2 separate regions of the Mus musculus genome follow, and region 1 is linked to region 2. The links are chromatin loops, found by intact Hi-C in ENCODE. Cell type or tissue: gastrocnemius. All regions are shown on one strand. Links, peaks and the distances in the headings refer to the core of each region. The heading gives the core; the rest is flanking DNA.

Region 1 (10,627 bases), core at 3,343-8,342, 59 kb before region 2:
TCCCGTGGCTCTGTGGCCAACACTCTGCAGACCTTTTCCTAGCCTCGACTTACTGTTTTTGAAGTTGGATGGCAACATTTTGAGAAAATGTGTTCAACTTCTTCATACCACTTCCAGTCATGTGGCAGTCTAGATTTAAAGTATTGAGCTCATGGGCTCACCTGAGACAAAACTTTCCCAGGACTCCCACTGTGTCGGGTGTTTGTTTGTTTGTTTGTTTGTTTTTCCAGCCACACAGGGCTATACAACTGACTTAAAAACTGTCCTGGAATTCACTTTGTAGAGCAGGTTGGCCTCCAACTCAGAAATCCGCCTGCCTCTGCCTCCCAAGTGCTGGGATTAAAGGCGTGCGCCACCACGCCCAGCTGTGTCGGGTTCTTGAGAGCTCCCCATGTCCTGGGAGCACAGGCCCCACTCAGGCTATGAGAGTCCCCATTCAAGATCAACATCTGGAGTTAAAAAAAACAACAACAAGGACACAGGGAGGAGGTCACAGCATCACCTCAGCAATGGTTCAGATGTCCCCAGTGTTCCCTGACCAGAGGCAAAGGTCTCAACTCAGCCACAGAAATATCTGGCTGTCCCTGAGGCCCAACCTTACAATTGCAATCTCTCATCGTGCAGTCATTGTGGCTGCATGAGTATGTTGTTTGTTGTGTATGGTGTGTATGTGGGTACATGTGTATGTTGGTGCGTTCATCAATGTGTGCCTGTGCGCATGTATGCATATGTGCATGTGTGCATTTGTGCATGTGTACATGTGTGCCTGTGTGCATGTGCGCCTTTGTGCATGTGTGCATTTGTGCATGTGTACATGTGTGCCTGTGTGCATGTGCGCCTTTGTGCCTGTGTGCATATGTGCATGTGTGCATTTGTACCTGTGTGCCTGTGTGCCTATGTACCTGTGTGCATGTGTGCCTGTGTGCCTGTGTACCTGTGTGCATGTGTGCCTGTGTACATATGTGCCTGTGTGCATGTGTACATGTGTGCCTCTGTGCATGTGTGCCTCTGTGCATGTGTGCCTGTGTGCATGTGTACATGTGTGCATGTATGTATGTTTGCATGTGTGCCTGTGTGCCTGTGTACCTGTGTGCCTGTGTGCATGTATGCATATGTGCATGTGTGCATTTGTGCATGTGTACATGTGTGCCTGTGTGCATGTGCATCTGTGTGTATGTGTGCCTGTGTGCATGTGTGCATATGTGCATGTGTGCATTTGTACCTGTGTGCATGTGTGTATGTGTGACTGTATGCATGTGTGCATGTGTGCCTGTGTACATGTGTGCCTGTGTGCATGTGTACATGTGTGCCTGTGTGCATGTGTACATGTGTGCCTGTGTGCCTGTGTACATGTGTGCCTGTGTGCATGGGTGTATGTGTGCCTGTGTGAATGTGTACATGTGTGCCTGTGTGCATGTGTGTATGTGTGCCTATGTGCATGTGTGTATGTGTGCCTGTGTGCATGTGTATATGTGTGCCTGTGTGCCTGTGTACCTGTGTGCATGTGTGCTTGTGTGCCTGTGTACATGTATGCATGTATTCTCCTCTATTGCAGAGGTTCTCACCCTCCCTAACGCTGTGACCCTTCAGTACCCTATAGTACAGTTCCTCATGTTGTGACCCCCAATCATAAAAGTGTTTCATTGCTACTTAATTGCTGTAAATTTGCTACTGTTATGACTCATAATGTAAGTATCTGTGTTTTCTGATGTCTTAGGTGACCTCTGTGAAAGGGTCATGTGACTCGCGCTCACAGGGTAAGAACTGCTGCTCTATTGCTTCCCACCTTGTTTTTCGAGCCAGGGTCTCTCACTGAACCTACAACTTGCCTTTTTAGCCACATTGACCCACAGGGAACCTCAAAGGACCCACCCCACTCCCCAGCGCTAGGGTTATAGGCACCATACTCAACTCTCCCCTAGGGGCTGGGGTCCAGACAGTCCCTCATGACAGTCCCTCGTGCCCGGCATCCAACACTTTACTCACGAGCCCTTTTCCAGATCATGGTTTTTCATAACAACTAAAAAGCACCACAGGGCGGTCTGACCCAACCCTGTGTCCAGAGGACAGAGGGAGTGACCCAGACACAGAGGTCGCAGAAGCCCATGTTGCATGGGTCTGACTGAGGCCTGGCCATCTCTGGGCCACAGTCACTTCCTTATCCACGGAGCAAGGCCTTCACCCCTGTACACTCAAATCTTGTCCTGAATGCCCCTCTGAGCTCAGAGATAGCTTGGTAGAGATGACCTGTAAATGTCTGGTGTGTTACCTCGGGGCCATTAGAATCTTGGTCACACTGTGACTCTTACTGTAAATGTGTCCTGTTGGGTGAGTAAACTGAAGCACACAACTGTAATCCCAACACTCAGCAGGCAGAGATAAGAAAATCACCAGTTTGAGGCCAGCCTGGGCTATATAGTGAGTTCCCAGCTATCCTGGCCTACACAGCAAGATTATCTCTTAGCCCCCTTTGCCCCCCCCAAAAGTATTCAAATAAAGCATACAAACCCTCAGGACTCTCAAGGCCTTAGAGGGCCAACTTTCTTTTCATGTGTATGTTTTGGGCAACACGGATACATTTTTATATTTGAAATATACTTGAAAAGATGGAGAATTTCACATGTACACAGGAAACACTAAGAGAAAGAAAGCCAGGTGTGGCTGTACAACTGTGATCTTAGCAATAGTGGAGGCAGGAGGATTGAAAGTGCATATAAGGGTTAGAGAGATGGCTCAGTGGTTAAGAGCACTGACTGCTCTTCCAAAGATCCTGAGTTCAAATCCCAGCAACCACATGGTGGCTCACAACCATCTGTAATGGGATCTGACGCCCTCTTCTGGTGTGTCTAAAGACAGCTACAGTGTACTTAGATATAATAATAAATAAAATTAAAAAAAAAAGAAAGTGCACATAACACATATGAGTAAACCACAGACAGACAGACAGACAATGAAAGGGAGGAAGAGAACAGGAGGAGGAAGAGAAGGAGGAGGAGGAGGAGGAGGAGGAGGAGGAGGCAGAAGCAGTAACCTAAGCCTTCACACTTGGTGTGCTGTAAGAATTCAGCTTCTCTTTGCTTCATCTCATTTCTTAAAGGCAAAAATTCAAGCACATCGCTACCACATCTGGATTGAGGTGGAAGGCTCTGGCCAACGCCCCCCACCTTGATCATCATGGATTTCATCCCCTTCTCTTCCACAGGTTTGGGGGGCTCTTCTCATACAATGCTCTCACACAGTGCGTCAGCAATTTAATCAGCCCCTATTCTGGCACGGGTCAGTTTTAGCTCTGTGGTCACAGTGTGGCCATGAGTATCTATCACTGTATATGAGTGTGTCTGTGGGGTCATTTCCTGGAAGAGAGACCATGGGAGAAAACGATCTGATTTGATATTTTGGTAGGGTTTCCGCCACTTGGTCTCCCGGGCATACCGCACCCACCAGGTCTGGGAACTGCTTGAGTCTGCCTGAGAGCAACTGTCCAACACTGCCACCTGCTGCTCACACTAGGAAACAGCCTTTCATGGATCTACCCTCTGTATCCCATGGAAGGAGGGAGAGTTGAAGAAACATTTTCTGGAGAACCAACTGGTGCTGGGATGGGACATATGTTTAGCACACTGGGTTTCTCAAGCAGACAAAGTGTGCACATAGCCTATTCTACCACCTGCCTGCTGCTCCTGTGACAAGTGATTTCACCTGTGGGAGCCCCGGACCCCCCCCCCCAACTACATTAGAGAGTGAAAGCCCAGAGAGGGCCTGCAGAGGCTGGAGAAGCCAAAGGAGAGCTCAACATGCTAGGCGGAGAGGTGAGCGAGATGCCTGATGCCCATTCCTGCCCTCCGGGTTGATGCTTGTCTCTGACAGTGATGTGACAAGAGGAAGGAAGCTACAGCCTCTGCCCAGCAGGCTGGCAAACCAACAGGAAGACAGGTCACAGCCCTAGGGTTCAGTGTCCTCAAGAGCTCTGAATCCAAATGGACTGTGATGGTCTGGATGTGAAATGCGTCCCCAACAGGCTCACATACTGAAGGCTTGGTTCCCAGCTGGTGGCATTATGGGGAGACAGCTGGGTTGTGAGGAAATTAGCCTCATAGATGGGCTAATGGCCAGATGGGTGGGTGTACGGCTGGGGGGGGGCGGCGGGGGGGGGAGGTAGCAGATCGTGGGTATGTGCCTTTGAAGGGTGTGTAATATCACCAGACCCTTCTTCCAGCTTTCTCCACTTCCAGGCTGCCGTGAGGTAGGCAGCCTCCTCTGCTGAGTGCTCCTACTGAGTGCTCCCACCCCCACTGTGTTCAGGTACAGCACAGGCCCACAGCAATGGAGTCAAGTGGCTGTGGATCGAAACCTCTGAAACCAGGAGCCAAAACACATCCTTCCATCTTGAGTGTTTTCCTTGGATGGTTTATCACACAGTTTTCACTCCTTTTCTTTCTATTAGCTAATTAATTAGTTAATTTTTGGTTGTTTGAGATAGCGTCTCACTATGTAGTCTTGGCTGCCCTGGAGTTGGTTATGTAAACCAGACTGGCCTCAAATTCACAGAGATCTATCTGCCTCTGTGATGACACTAAAGGTGTGCACTACCACGCCTGGTTATTGTTGCTTCTTACAGGAAAGACCATTCAGTCTTCTGTGCACAGGACCCACCACCTATGGGCAAAATGTTCTTGTGCACTGTGTGAAGATTCAAACGCTCATTTCTGTCTCCCTTGTATCTGGTTGCAATCCTTATTCAGAGAATCTCCTGTCTCAATCTTATGTAAACACCAGCTTCCCAATTGTTCCCTGATATGTCAATAAAGAGAGCTTAATAGCCAATGACTGAGCAGGGGAGAGAATAGGGCGGGACTTCTTGCCAACCAGGGGAGGGGATGCAGCCCAGGAAAGAGATAGAAAGCCATCTTGGGGATTTGGGTAGGGAGGTAGCCAGATCAGCATAAAAGACTAAAACAGAGTGGTAACTGCTCAGTTGTTGTGCCTTTAAAGCGTGTTAACTAAATATAACGATCCAATCTCAATTATTTGGGAGCTAGCCGGGTAAGAGGAAAACTGTAACACAGTTATTAAAATGCCACTAACAAGCACCCATTTCTGCAGTGACCTCATGGTGCTTACCCGCTGACAAGGAGCCTCGAGCCAGTTTGGGGAGCAGCAGATCCAGCTGGCGGAAGGTATGGAAAACATCCGCTGAGTGGACACGATCTTGGGCCTGACTCTCATGGGTGCGTGGTGAGGCCTCCACTCCATATAGGGTCAGGTAGCCGGCGCTGTGGGGGACAGCAACGAGTCAGGTCCTGACTTTCTTTTGTTCCTACCCCGCCTCAGGTTCCCTTCTTCAGTTCCTACCCTGCCTCTTTTGTTCCTACCAAGCCTATTTCCTTCGGGGATGGACTCTGACCTGAAAATGTAAGATGAACTAAACCCTTTGTTTCCCAAGTTGTCTTTAGTCAGAGTGTTTTATCACAGCAACAGAATGGAGCAGAACACTACACCTTCCTAAGCTCCCCCAGTCACAGGTCTCCCAGGAGAGGGTTTTCCAAGCAGGGAGAGGGAGAAACAGGAAGGAGGGGGGAGAGACTGAGAGAAGCATGCACAGTCCCCACCCGGCACCACACCCACAATGTGCATGCCACAGTAGGCCCGCAATGAATGTTAGGTCACTGGTGGTGGGTAGCTAAGTCTGTGGAGCAGTAGTAAGTGGCTGAGTGGGTAGATACATGGATGGATGCAGAGGTGTGGATGGGTGGGTGGATAAATGGGTGGATGCAGAGATGTGAAGGGGGTGGGGGGTGGATGGATGGGTAGATGAATGGATGAGAGTGGGTGGATGTGGATGGGGTGTGTGGGTGGTAGGGTGACTGGAAAGATGGATATACAAATAGAACACACTCCTGAGGACTCTGGTGACAAGCCATCACAAGCCTGTCTACCAAGAGCCATGCAGGCCACCATCACAACCCACCTGCACCCCACTTCCCTCTCCAGCCCAGCCCAGTGTCTGTGCCCCTGGAAACGAACCCTCAAGGTAGGAGACTCACTCCTGCTCTCTCCTCTGGGCTAACAAGAAACCCGCTTCCCCTAGGAACAGTTAGGGCTCAGAGGCCAAGCTCAGCCTTCCTTCCCTGTACCTCATCCTCAGCCTGAAAGATTCCTTTCTTCCCCTCTTCTAACTCTGGGCAGACGTGGGGACGCACTTATAATAGTCAGCTCCCCTACCAGCGTACATGGATCCAGGTGGCCAGTAGGTGGCACTCTGTGCCATAAACTAAAACGGAGCTGACAGAAAACCCACAGCTCCCAGAAGGTGGAGTTAGTGGCCTAGAGACTATGTAGCAAGCTTTCCCGGGAGGAAACCCAACTACCTGGGCCCTGGAAAGGAGCCCTCTGCTCAGGGTGAAGTGAGTTGCCAGAGAGCCAAGGAGGCCAGAGTGGAGCTTAGGACGCCACTTTGAGGGAGGGCCACCACAGGACATATTGGGTCATATGGACTGTCACCTCCTATCTGCCTTTCTGAATGTTACATACTTTCCTAGTTCAGGTAACTGCAGTGTCCCAGCACAAAGGTAGAGGCAGGAACTCAGGCCAGGCCCAGGCCCCGCGGGACGCCTATGCTGGTGACAACCAGCCCTTTCCTAAGGCCCCCTACCTCCCTTCCGTAGACCCTATACATCCTCACCTGATAAAAGCCTTCAGTAGGTCCTGCCAACCGTGTATTCTTGCCCTCTTAGGGTCCAGGCTATCACTACGACTCACAGATAGTTGGTGCCCCTGCCTGGTTCTCACCTACAGATGTCCTCTACATAGAAACATAAACTAGATTGCATTGGGGCCCCTTCGTAAGTCCCTAAAGTCACCATCCAGCTGAGCCTACATTCCAAAGCCTTCCTCCGGGCTGAGAGGCCGACTTCTGCAGACATCTCTACCTGCTCTCTCCTCTGCCACTTCCCAGCTTTGCTCTCGCCACCCTGGCTTCTTCCCACACCAGGGCCTTGCCCGTGATGTTTCCTCACTAAAGTCTTGGCACAGCCGGCGCCCCATAGCCCTGTGGCTGAAAGCCCCCAGATGCCCCATTTCTGGGTCTCTGCCTTCTCAGGCATCAGGAACGCACCTGCTGTGGCCCCTGCTGTTTCCTGTGGGACCATTGAAGACGCTGCACAGCTGAAGAAGCTGCACTTTGCTGCACTGTTTTTACTACAGTTATGAGGTCCGACCTCAGGTCGAGCTCCCTGGTGAGTCTCCCAAGCAGCACTGCTAGCCAGAGTCTAAGCCACAGCACAGATGCTGTGATGCTCAGCTAGAGGACTGTGCTGGCTGGTTTTGTGTGTCAACATGACACAAGCTGGAGTTATCACAGAGAAAGGAGCCTCCTTTGAGGAAATGCCTTCATGAGATTCAGCTGTAAGGCATTTTCTCAATGAGGGGAGGGCCCGGCCCATTGTGGGTGGTACCATCCATGAGCTGGTAGTCTTGGGTTCTATAAGAAAGGAGGCTGAGCAAGCCAGGGGAAGCAAGTCAGTAAGTAACATCCCTCCGTGGCCTCTGCATCAGCTCCTGCTTCCTGACCTGCTTGAGTTCCAGTCCTGACTTCCTCTGGTGATGAACAGCAATGTGGAAGTGTAAGCTGAATAAACCTTTTCCTCCCCAACTTGCTTCTTGGTCATGATGCTTTGTGCAGGAATGGAAACCGTGACTAAGACAAGGACTCTCGCTTTGGAGGACACTCAGACACTCGACACCCTTTGACAGTTAACATCTGGTTTATAGCTCAAGTTGTGTGAAGTGAATTCGGGGTTCCACCTGAACCACCTCCCTCCTTTGAGCATCTCCCACAGTGTCCCCACCCACAGGGTAGCCCCCAGTTCCCTCAGCCATGACAAGATTGTGGGCTCACCTGAGCAGGGCGTTGTAGGAGAACTCAAGGAGACCTGTCTCCTGCCAGCCACTGCCTGCTTCTGTGGAGTCACCCAGCAGGACCGTGCGAAGGTTGGTATACATGGCTTCTGTGAGCGCCTGCAGGTCTCTGTGCATGAGCGTCCTGCGACCAGCCACAGAAGATAGGTATTTGCCACTTAATATACTCAAAAAAGATCGCATGCACGCCGAAGGAATAACAGTTACCACTGGGACAGTTTTATAGTGGAGAAACTCGCATACAAAGAGCAGTGTCAGGACAAGGCAACATAGGCAGGGAAGGGCACAGCTGAGGCTCCAATACTGGATGGCCTCACCCTACATCATGAGCTCCTGGCCAAGACAGTCTGTCCTTGCCTGGTGCGCAGACTTGGACAAGGAACCCACAGGCTTCTAGACAACTATGAAGTCAGCGCCTCCTCTGTGAAATCCAGCAGAGGGCTGGTAATACAATTCCAGATGGACAGGCATGGGACAAAGACTGGGCTGCTGACCCAGTCTCCCCATGTGGACCTGGGATGCATGGGGCCAGGGTGAGGGGGGTCCTGGACCGCCGTCATGCTGACCTAAGCCTGGTGAGCTGCTCAGAGCCAAGGGTCAGAGGTGGTCTGTCGACATGTAAGGCTCCATCGAAGCCACCAACAGCAGTGAGTTACTGGAGTGTCTAAGTGCCCGTGGAACCTAGTGTGGCAACACAAATCGGCAGGTGTGAGCCAGGCAGCGAGTCTAGTTGCAATGGTTTCTTAATCGTCTCTCCTAGACAGTGGCCTCAGGGCTGGGCAGGAGAGTTATACAGCAACTTGACCCAGGCTAAGTCATCGGAGAGGAGGGAACTGTGACTAAGAAAATGTCTCCATAAGATCCAGCTGTAAGCAAGCCTGTAGGGCAATTTTCTTAATTAGCGATTGATCGGGGAGGACACAGCGCATTGTGGGTGGTGCTACCCTGGGCTGATGGCCCTGGGTTCTATGAAAAAGCAGGCTGAGCAAGCCATAGGAAGCAAGCCAGAAAGCAGTATCCCTCCACGGCCTCTGCATCAGCTCCTGCCTCCAGGGTTCTGCCCTGTTTGAGGTCATGTCCTGACTTCCTTCAGTGACGAAGAGCAATGTGGAAGTATACGGCCAAACAAACACTTCCCTTCGAAACTTGCTTTCGGTCATGGTATTTTATTGCAGCAATAGTAACCATGACTATGACAGGGGCCAAGGACAGCAGGATGTGGGGTTGAAGCCCCTACCCAGGCCCGCCCACAGGCCCATCTCAGCACTCACGGCTTCATCCTGGCCTTCTCCTCACTGGGGTTGAAATTTGGAAGCTGCAGATCAAAAATCCTCTCCATGAGGAAGATGGCATAGGGATGGAAGTCCAGCCGTGTACGCAGCTCCCACACCACTGTGTCGTAAGAGTGTGGGTCCAGGAGAACAGTGACGTATCTGCCCCCCACCAGCACCTGTTGGAGGAGTGGGTGAATGGCAGCCCTCTGCATTCAGGATTCTGTCAGGAAGCATGGGCACAACAGGCACTGGCCAGCAGCAGACTGGCTCACCCCTCCCATCCTTTGAGCTAGGATCTGCCACTCACCCATCTACCACTGCAAAATTTAGGCTGGGACATGGACAACATGCCCCAAAACTCCTTGCTGAAACATATCAGAGCTAAGACTGGTCAAAACCTTCTAAAAGCAAAGGTTGTAGCCAGGCCTATAATCACAGAAAGCCTGAGGCAGAAGGATGCCGGGTTCGAGGGCTGACTGAATTACAGAGAGTTCAAGGCCAAGCCAGGTAAAAATAGTAATATCCTGTCTCCAGATAAGAAGGGAGAAGGGGGCTGGGGTACGAAAGTGAAAAATGATGTGGTCCTTGCCTAGCATGCATGATGTCCTGAGTTCGATCCCCTGTACCACAAGGAAAAGGATGAGCAGATGGACAGACATTGCTGGGTAAATGCCAGTAGACTGTAGGTGAGAGTGCGGCTGGAGTAGATGAAGGATGGGTGAGGAGGTGGACGGGTAAATGCCAGCACTGACCGTAAATGAGTTGGGTGCATGGATAAAGATGGAGGAAGAAGACATAAACTGAAGGAAAGATGGCTGGGTAGCTAGGTGGAAAATAGGTAGGCAAGAGGAAGGAAGGAAGGGAAGGGAGGTGTTAGGTGGAGAGTGTCAGGTGGGGAACAGAAGGACACATTGACAGATCTGTTAGATACGTGGCTGCAGGTTAAAATGTTGGGGACATGGGTGACAAGATGCTAAGTAGACCAAACAACAGCCTGAAGCGTGAACACTGGAGGCCCAGGAGCTGGAAGCACTCAAGAACAAGGTGTGATTGAACAGTCCTGAAGACATAGATGGGTGATGGATGAGAGAGTAGGTGAGTAGGGAGATGTATGGGTGGGTGCGTGGGTAGGTGTGTCTATGGGTTGATGGGTGGGTGCATGTGTGGGTGGGTAGGTGAATGTATGGATGGATAGGTGGGTGAATGGGTAGATGGGTGGGTGGATGGGTAGGTAGGTGGGTGGATAAGTAGATGGATGGGTGATGGGTTAGTAGTGAGTGGATGACTGGGTGGGTAAGTGGGTGGATGGGTGGGTGGATGGGTGGGAGGGTAGATGATTGGTTGGTTGGGAGGTGGGTGAGTGAGTGGGGAGATGAGTGGATGACTAGGTGGGTAGGTGGATAAATACAGAAGTAGATGTGCAGAGAGCAGACCAG
Region 2 (10,627 bases), core at 3,500-8,499:
TATGTCACTTGGGACCAGTCCCCAGCATGCAGCCCACTTGGGCCACAGCCTCTCTGCCTGCCTCTCTGTGAGCTCAATGGGCTTAGAACAGGCCCATGTTCCCTACAGGGACTCCCGCCCTCTCCAAGCAGGAGAGACCACTCAAGACAGATGGTTTCTGTCACCAGATGACGGTGGTGCTGTGATTTGACAGAATAATGCCCACCCTGTACCCACGTGTTGGAACACTTGGTCCCTGGCTGGTGTCATAGTCCTGGGACTGTATATGTCTTAGGGTTACTGTTGAGACAAAACACCATGACTAAAGAGCAAGCTGGGAAAGAAGGGGTTTATTCAGCTTATACTTAATTATGGAAGGAAGTCAGGGCAGGAACTCAAACAGGGCAGGAACCTGGAGGCAGGAGCTGATGCAGAGGCCATGGAGGGGTGCTGCTTACTGGCTTCCTCCTCATGGCTTGCTCAGCCTGCTTTCTTATAGAACCCAGGACCACCAGCCCAGGATGGCAGCACCCACAAGGGGCTGAGCCCTTCCCCCCTTGATCACTAATTGAGAAAATGCCTTAGAGCTGGATCTCATGGAGGCATTCGCTCAACTGAGGCTTCTTCCTCTCTGATGACTCTAGTTTGGAGCATTAATCAGTGGGTACAATATGGAACTTTGGAAAGCTGTAGCCCGGCTGGCACATGCTGTGGTAGATCCCCACCCTGCTTCCGGTCCTGATCCACCATCAGGTGAATGCCCCTACCACAGGTATCACCCACACAGACCCAGCTGCCCTGCCCTTACGTAACGGGCTGTGGCTCCCGTCCAAACAGACCCTTCCTCCTTTAAATTCTTAATACAGGTGGAATCTGGGAGCCCCTGGGACAGAAAAGGCACGGGGACAGAATATGTGCATGTGGCAAGGGCTGAAGGCACAAAGAGAAAAGCTCGGGTCTGATGGGCATCCTGAGAGCTCGGAGGCAAAGCCCAGAAGAGTCGAACGTGAGAGAAATGTACTCAAATGTAGGGGACAGGAGCTGTGGAACCTTTAGACTTTCCTGTTTCAAGATTTAAAATCTTCATTTTATGTGAATAAGTGTTTGGCCAGCACATATCCCCGCTGCACCATGTGTGTGCCTGGTGTCCAGGGAGACCAGAAGAGGACTTTAGAGCCTCTGGAACTGGTGTCAAGGACAACTGTGAGCCACCATGTGGGTGCTTGGAATTGAACCCAGGCCCTCTGAAAGAGTGGTTGATGCTCTTAACAGCTGAGCCTTCTTTACAGGATTACATCTTTCTTCCTTCCTTCCTTCCTTCCTCTCTCTCTCTCTCTCTCTTTCTTTCTTTTCTTTTCTTTTCCTTTCTCTTCTTTTCTTTTCCTTTCTCTTCCTTTCTCTTCTTCTTCTTCTTTTTTTTTTTTTATTTTTAGACAGGGTGTCAGTACACAGCTCTAGCTGCCCTGGTATATTGACTATGTAGATGAAGCTGGCCTCAAACTCACAGAGATCCACTTTCCTCTCTGCCTCTCGAGTACTGGGATTATTGAAATTGAAGAGATATGCCATCACATTCAGCTGGGCTTTTCTTAAACTTAAAAGACAAAAAAAAAAAAAAAAAGCCAACTTTTTTTTTATACTTCTTGATCTACCAACATGTGTGGTGCCATTTTAAAAAAATCTTATGTATTATTTATTTATATGGTGTGTGTATAAACATGCACTTCTGAAGACCACAGCACACTTGTGGAGATCAAAATGAACCATCAAAGACTCGATTCTCACTCTCCACCACGTGGGATGCTGGAGATAGGATCAAGCCCTCAGCCTGTGACAACGCCTTTACCAGCCGAGCCATCTGGCCAGCCCTCTCGCAACATTGATTTGTTTCTAATTAAGAGTCTTCTGAGGGGCTGAGCATGTCGCTCACAGTAATGCGGACGGACAGGCACAAGCTTGAGTGAACTCCAACCCCAGAACCTCAGAACACGCTGCCTGACGATCAAACAGACAGTGGTGGACCAGCTCCCAGAAACTTCCCTTCCATCCATTCACACAGAACCTTGGGCCATGTCCCAGAGCCCCAGGGCATCCAGGCAGAGAGTGTCCTAGCAAGTGTTCTTATGTGCATTCCGGCTATCCGCTCAACTCTGGCACAAGGACCGGGTCTTCATCGCCTTGCTGTACACCACCCACAAAACTTCATCAGGTGGGTGCAGGGTGAGATAGGCTGTAGCGGTGGCTTGCTTGCCCTGGGAGTGATGACCCCCCTACTCCCCATGTCTCCGCGACCCCTCGTGTGAGGAATGCTTTTTTTTTTTTTTAATTTATTTATCATATGTAAGTAGCTGTCTACAGACACTCCAGAAGAGGGCATCAGATCTCATTACGGATGGTTGTGAGTCACCATGTGGTTGCTGGGATTTGAACTCAGGACCTCTGGAAGAACAGTCAGTGCTCTTAACCGCTGAGCCATATCTCCAGCCCCGAGGAATGCTTTTTTTTTTAAAAAGACTTATTTATTTTTATTTATATGAGTATACCGTAGCTGTCTTCAGACACACACCAGAAGAGTGTATTGGACCCCATTACAGATGGTTGTGAGCCACCATGTGGTTGCTGGGAATTGAACTCAGGACCTCTGGAAGAGCAGTCAGTGCTCTAAACTGCTGAGCCATCTCTCCAGCCCGAGGAATGCTTTAAAAAAAAAAATCCTTCTTTAACCCCAGAAAACAAAACAAAGCAAACAAACAAAACCATATATATCCATTGTTGCACTGGGGCCAAGCCACAATTTTGGGGTGCTCTCTCTGGAACAGCTGACCTGGGATAACTCTGGGTGATTCTGAGTCCAGGTGGCAGGGAGTTGATTTGTTGGTCATCACCCTTTGAGGCCACAGACACCGTTTAGGACCCGTATGTCCTTGTCCTGAGTACACTCAGCGCAGGACGCTTCATCCTCCTGGCACAGGAAACATCCCAGCTTCAGGAAATTCTGAGCTGGCCCTGTGCGTTGTCCCAGCGGGAGTGGGTGGCAGAATGGCCTGTAATTTCAGCCCTTCCTTGTCCCTAAAATTATTGCCCATGTGAAATGGGTTTCCAAGCCCTGCCCAGGAAAGAGTTGGCGGTGCAGAGAATGCTTTGCTGTACAAAAGAGACACAAATAAAGTAAAGAAATGGAGCCTCCAACAGACATGAAGGCTCCGGAGCCTGCCTGAGCACCAGCTGTATATCCTGCCTCAAGGGGTCTCCATCTGGGCCTGGGCGGACCTTTTAATCCCAGTACTTGGGAAGCAGAGGTAGGCAGATTTCTGAGTTGGAGGCCAGCCTGGTCTACAGAGTGAGTTCCAGGACAGCTCTATCCCAGGATTCCCCACCCCACCCTACCCTGAGCCTGCACAAGGTTCTGGTGGACGTACAGGGTTTGGAGGCCTCAGATAAGCCAAGGATTTAACCTGTAGCCACTTGAGGCCAGAGGAGTTTCTTGCAGCAGCTCAGAATCTGTATAGGGCACAGTTTATCGCTTGGTGGCATTCTGGGCTCCCTCTGGACCAGCCTCGGGCAGGGCTCTGGCAGAGGACAGGCCAGCAGCTGGAGCCTGCAGGGATGTTCCTCAGAGCGGCCATTTCCATAACGGTGCCACGAAGATGGCCATTTCAGCCCACGGTTAAGCCCTACAGCGCCCTCTTTTAGTCACAGATGGCACCTCTTTTCCTTTGTGGGGCAGGCACAGATGTTCAAGACAGTCACTCTTGTCCCGAGGCATGGGACCCGCCTCCACATCCCTGCCATGCAATGGTGGGAAAGTGTTACCTCTGGCTAGTGAACAGCCTTGTCCAGCCGTGCCCACCACCTTTGACTAGCACGGATGGCCATGGGTCGCCTTAGCACGGTGAAGACTTCAGGGAGCAATATTTGTGGGGAGGAGTGAGTGTTCTGTGCAGGAAAAGGGTCCAATAGAGCCCACTCACCCAGGTCAGGTGATCCGAGGAGAGCATAAGGAGAGTACCTGGGTACCAGAGGTAGGCAGAAGCTCACTCTGGGTTGTGGGTCCCTGCAGCCAACGCGGAACCCCAGGCTCCAGGCTCCCCCTGCTGGCCACCATGCAGAACGACAGTCTGGATCTGAGCCTCTCTGAGTGCTTGGCAGAACACCCTCAACACCAGTATTTAATGAGCACCTACTGTGTTTATGGGAGGAGCAACCAGGCTGAACACAGCTCTCCCCTGCAGGGATTAGAACTAGAGAAGAAGGGGGGTGGGGCATGATGACTAAGGTAAGAAACTGCCTTTGTTAAGCACCTACTGTTTGTCCTGACAGTAGTCAGAACCATTGTCCTAGAGCCTGGTCAACCATACACATTTGTTGAGAACCCACTATGTGCTGAGCCTGGGCTTTCCTGGGAGTACACATAGGCTACTATATATTTCAATTCTCAGAACATGAGAGGGAAATTTTTAATATCTGTGTGTGTGTGTGTGTGTGTGTGTGTGTGTGCGCGCACTTGTGCCACATGTGTGAAGATGCCCTTGAAAGCAAGAAGGTAGTGGACCCCCTGGTCTCCTGAGCTCAATGAATCAAATTCAGATCCTCTGGAAGAACAAGAAGTTCTTTTAACCACTGAGTCACCTTCCCAGCCACAATGGGAGCAATGCTTTTTATTTATTTTTTTTTGTTGTTGTTGTTTTCGTTTTTTCAAGACAGGGTTTCTCTGTGTACTCTGTGTCTTACTCTGTAGACCAGGCTGGCCTTGAATTCAGAAATCCGCCTGCCTCTGCCTCCCAAGTGCTGGGATTAAAGGTGTGCGCTACCATGCCAGGTGGGAACAGCGCCTATTACAGTAAGGCTCAAAGAGATCGCCTGTTTATTAGGAGTGGAATAGGGTCCATGGTGTAAGAGAGGAATCGGTCTCTTCACGCCACTGCACTGAGCTGCACATTCATTTACCCAAGTACAGAACAAACTTTTGCAGGGCTCCTACTGTTCGGCAGTCACTGTTCTGTGTGCTGCCTGAGGGGACAGTGGTGACATCAGGAACAGCAGTGTCCTCAGGGAGCTGTTCACCAAGAGGAGATGGGTGAGGGCAGAAGCTAGGAACCGTGTGCACTTGGTGATCCTGCGGCACAGCACGGCAGAGACCACACCTGTGATGCCCCAGTCAGCTGACATAGGGAATCAGAGGCACCCGAGGGTGCTAAAGTGACATCTGTGACATGCGCACCAATCTCAGAAGAGAGGGAGCTGGAGAGACGGCTCACTCAGCACAGAAGCACAGGGCCCTGAGTTCAGTTCCTGGCACACGTGAGAAAAGCCACCCTTGGTGGTGTGCACCAGTAATCCCATGCTGGCCATCCAGGCTCACCTCGCCTGAGTTTCGGGGCCAGGTGAGAGGCTTTGCATCAAGGGCAAGATTGGGTTGGTGAAATGGCTTAGCAGATAGGGGACTCGCCATGCTAGCCTGACAAATTGAGCGTAACCCCAGAACCCATGTGAAAACGGCCAAACCTGCTCTAACATCACCACGAATCAATCGCGCTTCGGTGCCCTCCAGATTGCAGCAATGTCTTCTGCGGCCGCCAGGTGGCGCCAGCCCCAAATGCAAGACCGGCCTCAGCCCTGAGCAACTGTCGGTGTTTGAGGGTCTTGGGAGGCTCCACCATTCGTGGCAGGATGTTAGAGCAACCATGGTCTGCTAATTCAGGCCTGTGGCATGTCTCTTTTCTCACACAGAGCCCATCATAACCATATCCTAATATTGTTGAGAGATCACAGGCAGAGAGGATCCACCAACAGCAGGAGTCTCAGCCAGACAAAGCAAGCCTGCAGCAACCACCTTGCCGGCAAGGCGTGGCACTGAGAGTCAAAGCTGTGCCAGCTTCCATTTTGCCCATGTCCTACCCTACACTGGGCACACTTTGGGATCGCTGCACGGCCTATAGGAGGTTTTTCCCATTTCCTTAGCCCATCACCCTTCCTTAGCTCTGAGGCAGATGCTCTGGCCCCCTTGTGCCTGCCCCTCATATGTGCTGGTGCAGGATCTGCCTCAAGACCTTTGCCCTCTCTCTTCTCTCTCTCTCTCTCTCTCTCTCTCTCTCTCTCTCTCTCTCTCTCCCCTTTTTAAATCCTAGGATGTTTATTACAAAGGTAAACTCTGATCCTTGAGGTGGGCTTATTGGTAGGATTTCTGGTATCAGGCACAGGCACCAGGACCTCCACACTTTTTGGATTCGGGTCAGCTACAAGCAGGGTCGGATCGTATTGGATGAGGATATCTTTGATCTCCTTCTTAGAGGCTTCATCCACATATTTTTGGTAATAAGCCATCAGGGCTTTTGAGATGGACTGTCGGCTAGCATAAATTTGGGCCACACGACCACCACCCTTCACATGGACCCGGATATTGACGCCAGCAAATCGCTCCTTGCCCAGAAGCAAGACAGGCTCCAGTAACTTGTACCACAGCGTGCGCGGCTCCATCATCTCCAGGGGACGTCCATTCACCTTGATGAGCACAAGTCCTCGTTTGCAGGATATACAGCTAATGCTGAGATAGGGAAATGAGCCCCTCCCTGCCAGCTGCTTATGGTCACACTGTTTGAGAAACAGTAACAAAGCTGAGACCCGCAGTGGCCCCTTTCCTACTTCTGTATGAATTACTTGCTTATCTTCTGGGGGAACAGCGAGCCCCCAACTTGGGAACAGTTCAGAAAGGGTTTCTTTTAAAAAGATTTATTTATCTATTTGTTTTATTTATATGAGTACACTGTAGCTGTCTTCAGACACACACCAGTAAAGGGTATTGGCTCCCATTACAGATGGTTGTGAGCCACCATGTGGTTGCTGGGAATTGAACTCAGGACCTCTAGAAGAGCAGTCAGTGCTCTTACCTCCTGAGTCATCTCTCCAGCCCTAGTTTGGAAAGTTTTGAATGTCCTCCAAAGGAGTTTATTCTATAGACAGTGTTATTCTATAGACAGCTGTTTATTCTATAGACAGCTGTTTATTCTATAGAGAGTGTTATTCTATAGACAGTGTTATTCTATAGACAGTGTTATTCTATAGACAGTGTTATTCTATAGACAGCTGTTTATTCTATAGACAGTGTTATTCTATAGACAGTGTTATTCTATAGACAGTGTTTATTCTATAGACAGTGTTATTCTATAAAGAGCTGTTTATTCTATAGACAGCTGTTTATTCTATAGACAGTGTTATTCTATAGACAGTGTTATTCTGTAGACAGCTGTTTATTCTATAGACAGTGTTATTCTATAGACAGCTGTTTATTCTATAGACAGCTGTTTATTCTATAGACAGTGTTATTCTATAGACAGTGTTATTCTATAGACAGTGTTATTCTATAGACAGTGTTATTCTATAGACAGTGTTATTCTGTAGACAGCTGTTTATTCTATAGACAGTGTTATTCTGTAGACAGCTGTTTATTCTATAGACAGTGTTATTCTGTAGACAGCAGTTTATTCTATAGACAGTTGTTGGGAGCCGCGCCCACATTCGCCGTTACAAGATGGCGCTGACAGCTGTGTTCTAAGTGGTAAACAAATAATCTGCGCATGTGCCGAGGGTGGTTCTCCACTCCATGTGCTCTGCCTTCCCCGTGACGTCAACTCGGCCGATGGGCTACAGCCAATCAGGGAGTGACACGTCCTAGGCAAAGGATAATTCTCCTTAATAGGGACGGGGTTTCGTTTTCTCTCTCTCTTGCTTCTTACACTCTTGCTCCTGAAGATGTAAGCAATAAAGTTTTGCCGCAGAAGATTCTGGTTTGCTGTGTTCTTCCTGGCCGGGCGTGAGAACGCGTTAATAACAATTGGTGCCGAAACCCGGGACGAGAGTTTACCATCACCGGTGCAAGAAAGATCCCTCATTCCAGAACCAGAACTGCGGGTCGCGGTAATAAAGGTTCCCGTAAAGCAGACTGTTAAGAAGGATTCAACTGTATGAATTCAGAACTTTTCAGCTGGGGAACGAGAGTACCAGTGAGTACAGCTTTACGAGGTAAGTCTGGTCTTAAACTTTCTAAGGAAATTCAAGACAGTCTATCAAAAGTAAAGTGGAATATGTTTGGCCTTGAATTTTTTCTGGTGTTAGGAGCCCTTTTGTTCCTTTTCACATGTTATCAAGTGATTAAGATAGGGCTAAAAATTCTAGAGAAAATTCAGGACAAGCTATCAGAAGTAAAGTGGGGAGAGAGAGTAAGAACAAAGAGAAAATATGGTACACAAAATAAGTATACAGGCCTTTCCAAGGGTCTTGAACCCGAGGAAAAGTTAAGGTTAGGTAGGAATACCTGGAGAGAGATTAAAAAAAAAAGAGGAAAAAGGGAAAAGAAGAAAGATCAATTAGCGGAGGTCTCTAGGAAAAGGAGCCTGTGCTCATCGCTGGATGGGCTCGGGGAGCCAGCTCTTGGTAGCTCTGAATCAGATGATGAATTCTCCTCTGAAGAAACAGACTGGGAGGAAAAAGCAGCTCATTATGAGAAAAAAGGGTACCAGCCAGGTAAAGTACTAGCTAATCAGTTAAGGACAAAAGCGGCTGGCGAAGGCCAGTTTGCTGATTGGCCTCAGGGCAGTCGGCTTCAAGGTCCGCCCTATGCGGAGCCCCCGCCCTGCGTAGTGCGTCAGCCCTGCGCAGAGAGACAATGCACAGAGAGGCAGTGCGCAGACTCATTCATTCCCAGAGAGGAACAAAGGAAAATACAACAGGCATTTCCAGTCTTTAAAGGAGCCGAGGGTGGGCGTGTCCACGCTCCGGTAGAATACTTACAGATTAAAGAGCTTGCCGAGTCGGTCCGTAAATATGGAACCAATGCTAATTTTACCTTGGTGCAGTTAGACAGGCTTGCCGACATGGCACTAACTCCTGCCGACTGGCAAACGGTTGTAAAAGCCGCTCTCCCTAGTATGGGCAAATATATGAAATGGAGAGCTCTTTGACATGAAACTGCACAAGCGCAGGCCCGAACAAACGCAGCTGCTTTGACTCCAGAGCAGAGAGATTGGACTTTTGACTTGTTAACGGGTCAGGAAGCTTATTCTGCTGATCAAACAAACTACCATTGGGGAGCTTATGCCCAAGTTTCCTCCACGGCTATTAGGGCCTGGAAGGCGCTCTCCCGAGCAGGTGAAACCACTGGTCAATTAACAAAAGTTGTCCAGGGACCTCAGGAGTCCTTCTCAGATTTTGTGGCCAAAATGACAGAGGCAGCAGAGCGTATTTTTGGAGATTCAGAGCAAGCCGCGCCTCTGGTAGAACAGCTAATCTATGAGCAAGCCACAAAGGAGTGCCGAGCGGCCATAGCCCCAAGAAAGAACAAAGGCTTACAAGACTGGCTCAGGGTCTGTCGAGAGCTTGGGGGACCTCTCACCAATGCAGGCTTAGCGGCCGCCATCCTCCAATCTCAGAACCGCTCCATGAGCAGAAATGATCAGAGGACATGTTTTAATTGCAAAAAGCCTGGGCATTTTAAGAAAGATTACAGAGCTCCAGATAAACAGGGGGGGACTCTCACTCTTTGCTCTAAGTGTGGCAAGGGTTATCATAGAGCTGACCAGTGTCGCTCTGTGAGGGATATAAAGGGCAAAATCCTTCCCCCACCTGATAGTCAATCAACTGATGTGCCAAAAAACGGGTCATCGGGCCCTCGGTCCCAGGGCCCTCAAAGATATGAGAACCGGTTTGTCAGGACCCAGGAAGCAGTCAGAGAGGCGACCCAGGAAGACCCACAAGGGTGGACCTGCGTGCCGCCTCCGACTTCCTATTAATGCCTCAAATGAGTATTCAGCCGGTGCCAGTGGAGCCTATACCATCCTTGCCCCCGAGAACCATGGGCCTTATTCTCGGCCGGGGTTCACTCACCTTGCAGGGCTTAGTAGTCCACCCTGGAGTTATGGATTGTCAACATTCCCCTGAAATACAGGTCCTGTGCTCAAGCCCTAAGGGCGTTTTTTCTATTAGTAAAGGAGATAGGATAGCTCAGCTGCTGCTCCTCCCTGATAATACCAGGGAGAAATCTACAGAACCTGAGATAAAGAAGATGGGCTCCTCAGGAAATGATTCTGCCTATTTGGTTGTATCTTTAAATGATAGACCTAAGCTCCGCCTTAAGATTAATGAAAAGGAGTTTAAAGGCATCCTTGATACCGGAGCGGATAAAAGTATAATCTCTACACATTGGTGGCCCAAAGCATGGCCCACCACAGAGTCATCTCATTCATTACAGGGCCTAGGATATCAATCATGTCCCACTATAAGCTCCGTTGCCTTGACGTGGGAATCCTCTGAAGGACAGCAAGGGAAATTCATACCTTATGTGCTCCCACTCCCGGTTAACCTCTGGAAAAGGGATATTATGCAACATTTGGGCCTTATTTTGTCCAATGAAAACGCCCCATCGGGAGGGTATTCAACTAAAGCAAAAAATATCATGGCAAAAATGGGTTATAAAGAAGGAAAAGGGTTAAGACATCAAGAACAGGGAAGGATAGAGCCCATCTCACCTAATAAAAACCAAGACAGACAAGGTCTGGGTTTTTCCTTAGTGGCCATTGGGGCAACACGACCCATACCATAAAAAACAGGGGACCCAGTGTGGGTTCCTCAATGGCACCTATCCTCTGAAAAACTA

The links. Hi-C counts contacts between places; a loop is a spot of excess contacts. Peaks named below come from ENCODE experiments on the same cell type or tissue, not always from the same donor. Only the 100,000 strongest peaks of a DNase experiment are listed, where the experiment ranks them.
Region 1: a loop joins it to region 2, with 13 times the contacts of the local background. A loop is called at or near these places in 31 of 42 quality-filtered maps.

Annotation. Positions count from the first base shown.
Region 1 is chr2:167,216,088-167,226,714 of GRCm38, forward strand. It overlaps Ptgis (prostaglandin I2 (prostacyclin) synthase), which reads right to left. Exons shown (of 10, transcript NM_008968.4): 3 at 9,189-9,367; 4 at 7,898-8,041; 5 at 5,122-5,273. It overlaps Gm52569 (a long non-coding RNA gene), which reads left to right and starts at 5,269. Exons shown (of 3, transcript XR_003954099.1): 1 at 5,269-5,412; 2 at 5,992-6,031; 3 at 7,100-7,358. In gastrocnemius, for the core only: CTCF peaks have their summits at 3,500 (motif pointing left) and 6,246 (motif pointing right); DNase peaks (open chromatin) are centred at 3,487, 5,239, 6,275, 6,556 and 1 more place; H3K27ac peaks cover 400 bases.
Region 2 is chr2:167,275,271-167,285,897 of GRCm38, forward strand. No RefSeq gene overlaps it. Among named protein-coding and RNA genes, the nearest start is that of Ptgis, 40 kb to the left of the region's middle. In gastrocnemius, for the core only: CTCF peaks have their summits at 4,081 (motif pointing left) and 5,553 (motif pointing right); DNase peaks (open chromatin) are centred at 4,050 and 5,559.